Linked DNA regions of Homo sapiens: region 2 is linked to region 1. Evidence: read pairs that join two places in POLR2A ChIA-PET (ENCODE). Cell type or tissue: IMR-90. All regions are shown on one strand. Each heading gives the region's core, and the rest is flanking DNA. Links, peaks and the distances in the headings are about the cores only.

The links. Peaks named below come from ENCODE experiments on the same cell type or tissue, not always from the same donor. Only the 100,000 strongest peaks of a DNase experiment are listed, where the experiment ranks them.
Region 2: POLR2A ChIA-PET joins it to region 1 with 15 read pairs; 2 of 35 experiments call an interaction of 5 or more read pairs at or near these places.

What each region holds. Positions count from the first base shown.
Region 1 is chr6:158,350,121-158,355,652 of GRCh38, reverse strand. All of the region lies in intron 1 of TULP4 (TUB like protein 4), which reads right to left. Among named protein-coding and RNA genes, the nearest start is that of SNORA116, 30 kb to the right of the region's middle. In IMR-90, for the core only: no CTCF peak of the experiment used is centred there; no DNase peak of the experiment used is centred there.
Region 2 is chr6:158,652,790-158,658,321 of GRCh38, reverse strand. The region is part of intron 2 of SYTL3 (synaptotagmin like 3); the gene reads right to left. Among named protein-coding and RNA genes, the nearest start is that of SYTL3, 5.5 kb to the right of the region's middle. In IMR-90, for the core only: no CTCF peak of the experiment used is centred there; DNase peaks (open chromatin) are centred at 3,061, 3,621 and 4,541; H3K27ac peaks cover 2,767 bases.

The sequences.
Region 1 (5,532 bases), core at 410-5,409:
ATTCCCATTTCCTGAGCCCACCCTTTTTGCCTAGATTCTTGCAAAAGCCTTTTAACCAAAGTCCCAGCTCCCAGTCCCTCCTCCCCTCCTATTCAGAACCTACACTACACATGAACAGAGCTTTTGTAAATGCAGATAAAACAGGATATCCTTTCCTTGGTACTCAGGGCTCCATCCACTCTTCCAGCTTCCTTGTCTACTACCTGGACTCTTGGACAAACCACTCTCCTCATAAATTTTCATTTACCCTTCAAAACTCTGCTTATAGGCCAGTCACAGTGGCTCATGTCTATAATCCCAGCACTTTGGGAGGCCAAGGCAGGAGGATCACTTAAGGCTAGGAGTTCAAGACCAGCTTGGGTAATAGAACAAGACCCCCACCTCTACAAAATAATTATTTTAATTACCTGGGCATGGGACAGTAGCTGGGACACATTCCTGTAGTCCCAGCTACTCAGGAAGCTGAGGCGGGATGATTGCTTGGGCCCAGGAGTTCTAGGTTACAGTGAGCTATAACTGTGCCACTGTACTCCAGTCTAGGTGACAGAGCAAGACTTTGTCTCAAAAACAACAACAACAAAAACCAACAAAAAACTTCTGCTTATAATTCAGCTGGTCTGAATCATCCCCTGAAGAACTTCCTCAGAATTTCTCACACCACGTACACAACTGTACCCAACTATTATTTTCCTGTATGGCAATTATTTATACTTGACAATGAGCAAATGAGCATCTTGAGGGCTTTCTGGTTTTTTTTTTTTTTTTGAGATGGGGTCTTGCTCTGTCACCTAGACTGGAGTACAGTGGCGCAGTTATAGCTCACTGTAACCTAGAACTCCTGGGCCCAAGCAATCATCCCGCCTCAGCTTCCTGAGCAGCCAGGACTATAGGTGTGCACCACTGTACCCAGCCAATGTTGTTTTTTAGAGATGGGGTCTTGCTACGTTGCCCAGACTAGACTCAAATCCCTGACCTTAAGTGATCCTCCCGCCTTGGCCTCCTAAAGTGCTGGGACTACAGGCATGAGCCACCATGCCCAGCCAAGGGCAAACATTTTATTCTTTATTCACATCTGTCAGCAAGCCATCTCAATACATTTTTTTCCCTAAAGCAATGAAACAAGAAAAAGCTGATACCGTGTTAAGTATGCCTATTACAAATATTCCACATCTACAAGAAGACAGATGTTTGCATTTGTTCTTGGTGACACCAGTCGACAAATGTGGTAACATAATGGAAAATGCCAGCCTGTGAGTACGACAGAATGTATGCCCCATGGCTTCACTTGTTCGGTAATGACATCATGTAGCTGGATGCTCTCCAAATGCCTTAGAGATCAACTTAAAAAAACATAAAACACATAAAGGCTATTCATATATTAGCTTCTATCCTTATTAGTTCACTCCTTTGTTTTTCCGTCAACCAAAATTATTAAATACCTTCCTCCAAGGAGAAGTACAAATACTAGGGAAAATAAAGACACAATCCTCTAGTAAAATTCCCTAAGGTTACCAGTGGTCACACAATTACTCTGAAGATTCCTTCCAAAGGCACTCCTCAGGAAACGGTGCCAGCTAAGAATCCTGATGGGCCTTCAGGTGAGGACACATGCTAGATGAGAACATCTCCTGTGTCAACAAAATTGCTCCCCGAAGACTCTGGGGCCGATGACCACAGCAACCACTGCAGCTGATTCAGAGAAGATGCTGTTCTCAGACATTTCTCAACAAGCGCCCACATAAAATAAAACCCCTTTAGGGAATGCCCAGGTACTTCTACCTTCCATCAATAAAATCTAAGTCTATTTAAAATATTTTTATTGTTAGAGAATTCACTTTGTTTTAATCTCCAGAAACAATTTCAGTGCTTGCAAGGACTTTAAGAATGATCTATTCACAGAGATTTAAAGATAGAAGATAAAAGTGCATTTGAACATATTAACAAACAAGCAATGCAGTATTTTCAGACTCTGTATCTGTTTCTCCACAAATAGCACTCAATAAAGTGACACCTGAACGAATTAAAGAAGCTGTAAACTTGTAGACTGAAAATAGAAAAGGTATTTTCAGGTAGTGCAGAAAAAAGAACACACTGAGAATTTTACTAGGTACACCACCCTCAATTTACAAAGAGTACCGTAATAAATAAATTTAAATATATATAAATGTGTATTGTCCTTGGTTTCAAAATTTCAAAAAATTATACATAGCTACAGGATCTGAAAATAAAATTGCAAAGCAATCACATTTGCAAAACACCAATTTGGGAGAATTAACTTTAAGTAGGATATAAGCAATCTATTTAAAGAAAATTTTAAAACCCTAATGGGAATAAAGAAAGACAAGTGGAGAGATATATGAGGATTCTATCTGGAATACTAAATACAGCAACAGAGACATCTGCCCAATTCATATGTAGGTTTGAAGCATTATCAAAAACTCTGTGGAAAGAGCCACATAGAGGCAGGGACTGGGAGACACAGCACAAATTACTGAAGCCAGGAGGCCTGGGAGGTCGATGGGGACAGCCATGCTACATAGCAATATCAATCCTAAGGAAGGTTTCTAGCTGGTTCACCCTTATTTGGGGCCTGAAAACTTTTTTCATCAGCTGGAGCCTGCTCTCTGCAGGCTTGCCTACTTCGAATAAAAAATGATTGTAAAATTTATCAGAAAAATTAAGTAGACACAAATACGAAAGAATATTTTGAGAGCAAAAACTCATACACTTTTCCTTTATTACTTAAATCATAATAACATCTTAAAATAAATAGATGTATGTATTTAACTATAAAACAAAGCCAAATGTGATTATTAGAGATACAGAGGGTGTGATTAAAGGAGAAAGGTTTTTTCCAATATTTAAATAAAAAACAATGTTTTAATGGATGGGGAGAACACGCCAAATCCAACATTAAAAAATTTACTATCCTCCCAAAAGTTAAAGAACCAGTATCGGGGCCAGGCACGGTGGCTCACGCCTGTAATCCCAGCACTTTGGGAGGCCAAGACGGGTGGATCACAAGGTCAAGAGATCAAGACCATCCTGGCCAACATGGTGAAACCCCAGCTCTACTAAAAATACAAAAATTAGCCAGGCGTGGTGGTGGGCACCTGTAATCCCAGGTACTCGGGAGGCTGACGCAGGAGAATCACTTGAACCCGGGAGGTGGAGTTTGCAGTGAGCCGAGATCGTGCCACTGCACTCCAGCCTGGTGACGGAGTAAGACTCCGTCTCAAAAAAAGAACCAGTGTCAGTCCATATCATGACAAATGGATAATATTTAAAATTTCATCTAATGAATAAATGAAAAAGTAGAAACTAAAACTTGATAAACCACTTTATATCCTTTAATTAACAACAAATTAAGACTTCATAAGATCTAGAAATTTTAGACTCCAGAAGTCTCTTCTTAAAAAACCTGGTCCTCATGATTTTGCCAGTCTTTCCAATGGATATCTGGAAATATACAAGAAAAATTTTAAACTATTCAAGTTTTTAATCCTATTCATTCCACTTTTGAGACTGCAGCCCCAAAAGAATTTGTACAGACTAACACAGTATTTATTCTAAGGAAAATATAAATATATTTTTAAATGCCCCAATAAGTAATTATTTAAACAAATAATGGGGCTGGGTGTGGTAGCTCACGCCTGTAATCCCAGCACTTTGGGAGGCCAAGGCAGACGCATCATCTGAGGTCAGGGGCTCAAGACCAGCCTGGCCAACATGGTGAAACCCTGTCTCTACTAAAAATACAAAAATTAGCTGGGTGGGGTGGCACATGCCTATAATCCCAGCTACTCGGGAGGCTGAGGCAGGAGAATCGCTTGAACCCAGGATGTGGTGGAGGCTGCAGTGAGCTGAGATGGCGCCACTGCACTCCAACCTGGGCAACAGAGTGAGACTCTGTCTCAAAAAAAAAAAAAAAAAAAAAAAAAAAAAGTTTAACAACACAAAAAGATGCTACTTAATTATTACACATCACAAATTCATCAGCTTTGTCAATATAGACAATCCCTGAGTTACATAAGGTGTCTAAGTTTGTAAAGTCCACAAATACAGTTATAAAAGGGAGCAAATCCACTACGTTTTTCCCAGGAAATGCCACCAGTGCTTTTTCATATCTTAAGAACACAGTATGTATAACTATCACTTGTAAACAGGCAATACAATTTTAATTTAACAACAAGCCTTATTCAACTTTTGATTAATTTGCAAAAACGGGTTGCTGAAGCCTCTCTATTCAGAAGCTAACACTCTCACCAAGTCTTGCACAGCCTCAGCCTCATAAGAAGACTTCACAGAGAACTGAGGCACAAAAATATATAGTGCAAGGCTAAGAAATGCTCATCTCAGCTACACAGGCTGAGCCACAAGGCAGTTCTGCACTAAAAGAATGGGCTTAATCAAGCATTCATACCTAACATCACTCTAGTTTTTCATCAAGGTGCCTACATAAGTGTTAGTATTCGGGGTTCAGTACTGTATAACTCAGGACCATCCATATAAAAATGCAATGCAAAGTATCCAGGGACAAGTTCGCACCCATTTGAACTCTGTGAAAGCATACACAGCCACTGATAAAGACCAAAACAGGGCCAGGCGTGGTAGCTCATGCCTGTAATACTAGCACTTTGGGAGGCCGAGGCAGGTGAACTGCCTGAGGTCAGGAGTTCAAGACCAGCCTGGCCAACATGGTGAAACCCTATCTCTACTAAAAATACAAAAGTTAGCCAGCAGTGGTGGCAGTAATCCCAGCCACCAAGGAGTCTGAGGCAAGAGAATCGCTGGAAACCGGGAGGCGGAGGCTGCAGTGAGCCGAGATTGCACCACTTCACTCCAGCCTGGGCAACAGAGCAAGACTCTTCTTTAAAAAAAAAAAAAAGCTCTCCCCTCTCCCATCTCCCCTCTCCCCTCTTCCTTTCTTTCTACGGTCTCCCTCTCTTGCCAAGCCTGGATTGTACTGCCATGATCTCAGCTCGCTGCAACCTCCCTGCCTCGGGCTCCCGTGATTCTCCTGCCTCGGCCTGCCGAGTGCCTGGGATTCCAGGCACATGCCACCATTCCTGACTGGTTTTTGTATTTTTGGTGGAGACGGGGTTTTGCCGTGTTGACCGGGCTGGTCTCCAGCTCCTGGCCTCGGGTGATCTGCCTGCCTCGGCCTCCCGAGGTGCTGGGATTGCAGACAGAGTCTCACTCACTCAGTGCTCAATGTTGCCCAGGCTGGAGTGCAGTGGCGTGATCTCGGCTTGCTACAACCTCCCCCTCCCAGCCGCCTGCCTTGGCCTCCCAAAGTGCTAAGATTACAGCCTCTGCCCGCCCGCCACCCCATCTAGGAAGTGAGCAGCGTCTCTGCCTGGCCGCCCATCGTCTGGGATGTGAGGAGCCCCTCTGCCCGGCCGCCCCGTCTGGGAAGTGAAGAGCACCTCTGCCTGGCCCCCACCCTGTCTAGGAAGTGAGGAGAGCCTCTGCCCGGCCGCCCCGTCTGGGAGGAAGTGAGGAGCGCCTCTGCTCGGTTGCCCCGAATGG
Region 2 (5,532 bases), core at 198-5,197, 300 kb before region 1:
ATTTTCATATAAATCATACAAGTCATTTAGGCAAAAAAAAATTTTAATTAACAACAGAATTTAACTCATATTTAAAAGTATATTTTGCAGGGTTTTGTACACTCCAAATGTTCTAGAAATGCAACTAGTGGGCCGGGCGTGGTGGCTCACGCCTGTAATCCCAGAACTTTGGGAGGCTGAGGCAGGCGGATCACGAGGTCAGGAGATTGAGACCATCCTGGCTAACACAGTGAAACCCCGTCTCTACTAAAAATACAAAAAATTAGCCGGGTGTTGTGGCAGGCGCCTGTAGTCCCACCTACTTGGGAGGCTGGGGCAGGAGAATGGCATGAACCTGGGAGGCAGAGCTTGCAGTGAGCTGAGATAGTGCCACTGCACTCCAGCCTGGGCGACAGAGCAAGACTCCGTCTCAAAAAATAATAGTAATAAGTTAAAAAAAAAAAAAGAAATGCAACTAGTGTGTAAATGGAAGGAAGACTATTTTGTTTCATTTCAAACTTTAACAAGAATTTTTTATTGTTTCAGAAAGACATCATGGAGGGCAACATTGCTTATGGTACTGGAATCACTATGCCATGTATTGATGGCCCGCGTCTGCAGACAATGTCCTTAATATGATTTGATGTATGCAAACATCTGACTATTTCACCTTGTCTTCTCATGCAGTTTACATATACAAGTACATATTATCATTCACTATCCCTTTACTTCTTTTCTTTTGAGACAGAGTCATAGTCTATTTTTCCAAGACAAAGTATGCCTAGGTGACAATTTACTCATTTTAAAATTATCTTTCAGGTTTTTTGTTTTGTTTTTTCATAAAGTTTTTCCTAGCCATTAACAGTTTCTCTTTTTTTCTTTTTTCTTTTTCTCTCTTTTTTTTTTTTTTTTTTTTTGAGCCAGAGTCTCGCTCTGCCACCCAGGCTGGAGTGCAATGGTGCAATCTCGCCTCACTACAACCTCTACCTCCCAGGTTCCAGCGATTCTCTTGACTCAGCCTCCTGAGTAGCTGGGATTACAGGCACGCGCCATCACACACGGCTAATTTTTGTATTTTTAGTAGAGAAAGGGTTTCACCATGTTGGCCAGACTGGTCTTGAACTCCTGACCTCAGTTGATCTGTCCGCCTCGGCCTCCCAAAGTACTGGGATTACAGGCATGAGTCACCGTGCCCGGCCACTACTAAGGGTTTTTAAGGTGGCAGATGGAGTTAATTAGTAAACTGAATGAGCCTATAGTAAGTACCAGGAAGATCAGAGATAACTTCCAAACACCTCACAGCATTAGCAAGAAAAAGTGAACCTTTACAGATTTAAATTCTGGTCACTTACACTAGCAAGATATGAAAAACCACATGGAGTTACTTTACATAGTCTTAAAAATGGATAAAACAAATGTAATTCTCTCTTGAATGCTTTTGGTTTTGTGCCATTTTGAAGTAGAACATGAGGTAGTCAAGGAATTCTGTGAAATCTATTAAAATTCGCTGCATATTTCTCCACACTGTCCCGCCATCACCACACAACACCAGGTTTGTGCTTCAGGCCCTTCTACAACAATAGAGTAAGGGAGTAAGGTGGATGATTTTTTTTTTTTTGAGACAGAGTCTCGCTCTGTCGCCCAGGCTGGAGTGCAGTGGCACAATCTCCACTCACTGCAAGCTCCACCTCCCGGGTTTACGCCATTCTCCTGCCTCAGCCTCCTGAGTAGCTGGGACTACAGGCGCCTGCCACCATGCCCGGCTAATTTTTTGTACTTTTAGTAGAGATGGGGTTTCACCGTGTCAGCCAGGATGGTCTCGATCTCCTGACCTCGTGATCTGCCCGCCTCAGCCTCCCAAAGTGCTGGGATTACAGGCGTGAGCCATCGCACCCGGCCAAGGATGACATTTTTAACACTCACAAAGCAGGTAACAGGAATAGTTGTCACAGGGGTCCTGAACTGGCTGCACCCACCTGCTTGCAGGCAAACGACCACATGCAACCACCCAGAGCAGCAGTGATGTTGCTGAATGGACCACGAGGAAGAGGAAGACTGACAGGTGACAGGAAAGGACAGGACACCTGCCTGGCTGAGACGCCACCGCCAGGCCTGGGAGAAGAGGGGAGTTGTGTGAGGATTGGAAAGGAGGAGAAGGCATCTCTAGGGTGAGAGACGGCAGATGTGACAATACTGAGGTGGGAATGTGTCACTCTTCCACTCTCCAGTGAAGTCACGCTGGTTTTCCCTTCCCGTAAACACATTCTAAAGCACAGGCATCCCAGTCGTGACCTCCCGATCCAGTTCTCCTGACTCCTCCATCCTCAGTTCCCACAGAATGCTCGCCACTCCCATACTGACCTCATTCAAGACCATTCCCTGACCACATGCGCTCTGCATTTCCACGCATCGGCCCCACTCTTCCTTCTGCCCAATGAGGCAAGAGATGGGGACAGTCATGAGACCAGGGCTGGGGGCTGGCTGTGTGGGTGAGTAGCTGCCTCTGCCACCGACTTGCTGTTGAGCTGATGATGGGCAAGTTACTTAAGCCCTCTGGGGCTTCATGTCCTCATCTACGAAGTAGACAGGTGCAGCACCCACTTCACGGCGGTGCTATGATGACGAAACGTGCTGATGCATGTGGAGACCTCTAGAGCACAGTGCTCAGCTCATAAGTACACTCAGCTAATGCCGGCTGACAGTCGTGGTACTAACAGTAAGAGCAGCCTCACTCTTACTATTAGCCCTTCAAGGGCCAGATCAAGGCTACCCAGTTCAGAAACTTTCTCCTCATTTACAATAAAGATCCATTGCTCCTTCAAATTTAACTGCTTTCTAATTTGTATATTTCGATGGTGACCCTGATTTCATTCTGTCTTGAGTGTTTGCCTTCTAGGGACAATATCAGATTTCAGCGATTCCCCCATCACCCAGCCAGGAGGCACTTGATGTTTGGCTTGAATTGAGAAACCTGAAGAATATTGCGACACGGAGATTTACTCCGATGTCAAACTTCCTTCCTAGGGCAGGAAGCCCATATTCAAGTACAGCAGGAAGTAAGGACGGGCAGGGGGCAAGTGAGTCCTCACTGCAGAAAACCTCAGTCTTCAGAAATCCAAAAAGCATAGAAAAATCTGAGTCATTTTGGAATTTAACAGGAATCTTTGAAATTGTATGTTAATCATCTCACGCAGGAATTCACAATCTCATAGCTTGAATACGGAAATCTCCTAGGTCCATTTTCCCAGGATGACATTTATTCGGTCACTCCATCATTTGCTCAACAAGATCTTAAATGCTCTATGATGTCCCAAGCACTGAGTCAGGCACCGTCCTCACCTGCTCGGAGCTTAGATCCAGTCTCCTAACTCCCCTGCTACATTTTTGTAATGGTGCCTGTCTTTGTTTTACAGCACTCCATCGATCAGCCTGATTTTATCTGGCAATTAAAAATGAATAAATCCCACACCACAGCACCACCTGGAAGGAAACATTCTCCTACAGCCATGTGGAGAAGCCCCCCCGACACTCAGCCATCCTGTCTCTGTGTCACTTTTGGAGCCAGACAGTCTGGGCTCATACCCAGCCAGGACTCAGCCACGTGCTCTCAGGCCAGCTGCTTCATCTCTGGGAGACTGGCCTTCCTCCTCCGTGACATGGAGCCATCCCTGCTTCACAGGGCTGTTTGGGGAACTCACTGAGTCATCCAGGCACAGCCCTAGAGCAACAGCCAGAACAAAGCAAGCCCGACTCAAAAGGGTTTCTTCTACCCTTCCATCTCCCCTTCAGGAAGGCCCAAGAGTAGGAAGTTAAGCCACTGTTCTGGGATTGGGAGGGACGCGGGCAGCCATGGGGAAAACTTCAATCTAGGTGTTTCCATTGGTCTTTATCTGGTCATGCTGTATCCCAGTGGAACTTCGGCATCCAGACAAACACAGTTTGGTTACGGCATTGAGTGTGTCAGTTCAACACTGATTTTATTGGCCTCTATGTATCAAGCACGTGCCAGATATCGAGGATCTAAAAAGAAGTGAGACTCAATCTCTGCATTTAAGAAGGACCCATCCCAGCCAGAACATGGACACACAGACAAATAACTCATAACATGGTGGGATGAGTACAAAACCCAAGGATCAGAAGGCAAGAGTCACTCCACACAGGAGCAGAGAGGGCTGGTGGGACCAGGGAGGGCTTCCCAGGGAGAGACGTGTGGGACAGCTCCGCCAGGGGACTGAAATAGTCAGCCATGCACTAGGAGTTTGAAACAATGCCTGCTTGCTTTCCTCAGCCTAACAGCAAATCTTGACTTTGGCTTCTAAATCTGGTGAAAGGGGAAAAGTACAAGAAAAGTAAAACCAATGAAGAAAAGAGATGAGGAGGATGGGAAAGGGACACATTGTTTATTCTTAGGGGCCCCTATTTCTTTCATCCAATCATCTATTGTCTCTGAGCAGTCAGTCATCAGATCAAAGGAAATAAATGTTCAGCCCTCCCTGGTACGGGGGAAACGTCACCAGAGTGGAAATGCAGAGATCTGCGGTAGCATGAGTGCGTGTGAATGTGACTGTCATCACCACACACGCTTTCAAGGGAAGACTACAGAACGTTCTCAAAGCCCACAAGCCACAGCCCTGCAGGTCATTTCAAGCGGGCGGCAGCTCGCTCCTGTATTGTTTACCACAGCTATTTCCTTGAGAAGTTTCACAGCTTCAGCGTGCAGCCACCATGCTTTCTGCCTCGTACACAGGGGAAAAGTTGAGTGACTGCATTGTCCTTGAAATTTTACCTGAAAACCTCATGACTTTTTTGCTTGCATAGATTCTTTTTTTTTTTCTCTGAGACGGAGTTCGCTCTTGTTGCCCAGGCGGGAATGCAATGGCGCGATCTTGGCTCACCACAACCTCCGCCTCCCAGGTTCATGAAATTCTCCTGCCTCAACCTCCCGAGTAGCTGACATTACAGGCATGCACCACCATCCTCCGCTAATTTTGTATTTTTAGTAGAGACAGGGTTTCTTCATGTTGGTCAGGCTGGTCTCAAACTCCCAACCTCAGGTGATCTGCCCACCGTGGCCTCCCAAAGTGCTGGGATTACAGGTGTGAGCCACTGCGACCGGCCTGCTTGCATAGATTCTTTACGGAAGCTGATTACAGCCACAAAGGAAGGTGATGAATAAAGAACAGCTCTCAGCTCAGTTCCCTATTCATAGGCTTAAAAGACTCATTTTTGCAACAATGAGACAGCACGCATGCATATCCATCAGAAAGTCTGACACAGAAATGAAGATGTGCGTTTATACATTTTCTGTCTATCTTGTTACTCATTCAGAGGTGGGTTTTCTGGGAAGCGAATGACACCTCAACTTCAGAATCCTTTATTTGCACGGCCCTGTCCAAGGCCCTAGATGCCCTGTACCTGGTTCCCTCTTTGTTTTCCCAAAGTCTCCACAAGTTGTACAAGTTTCAGGTCCCTCAGATATCTCTACTTCACATTAGAAGACTCGGCTGGGTGCGGTGGCTCACGCCTGTAATCCCAGCACTTTGGGAAGCTGAG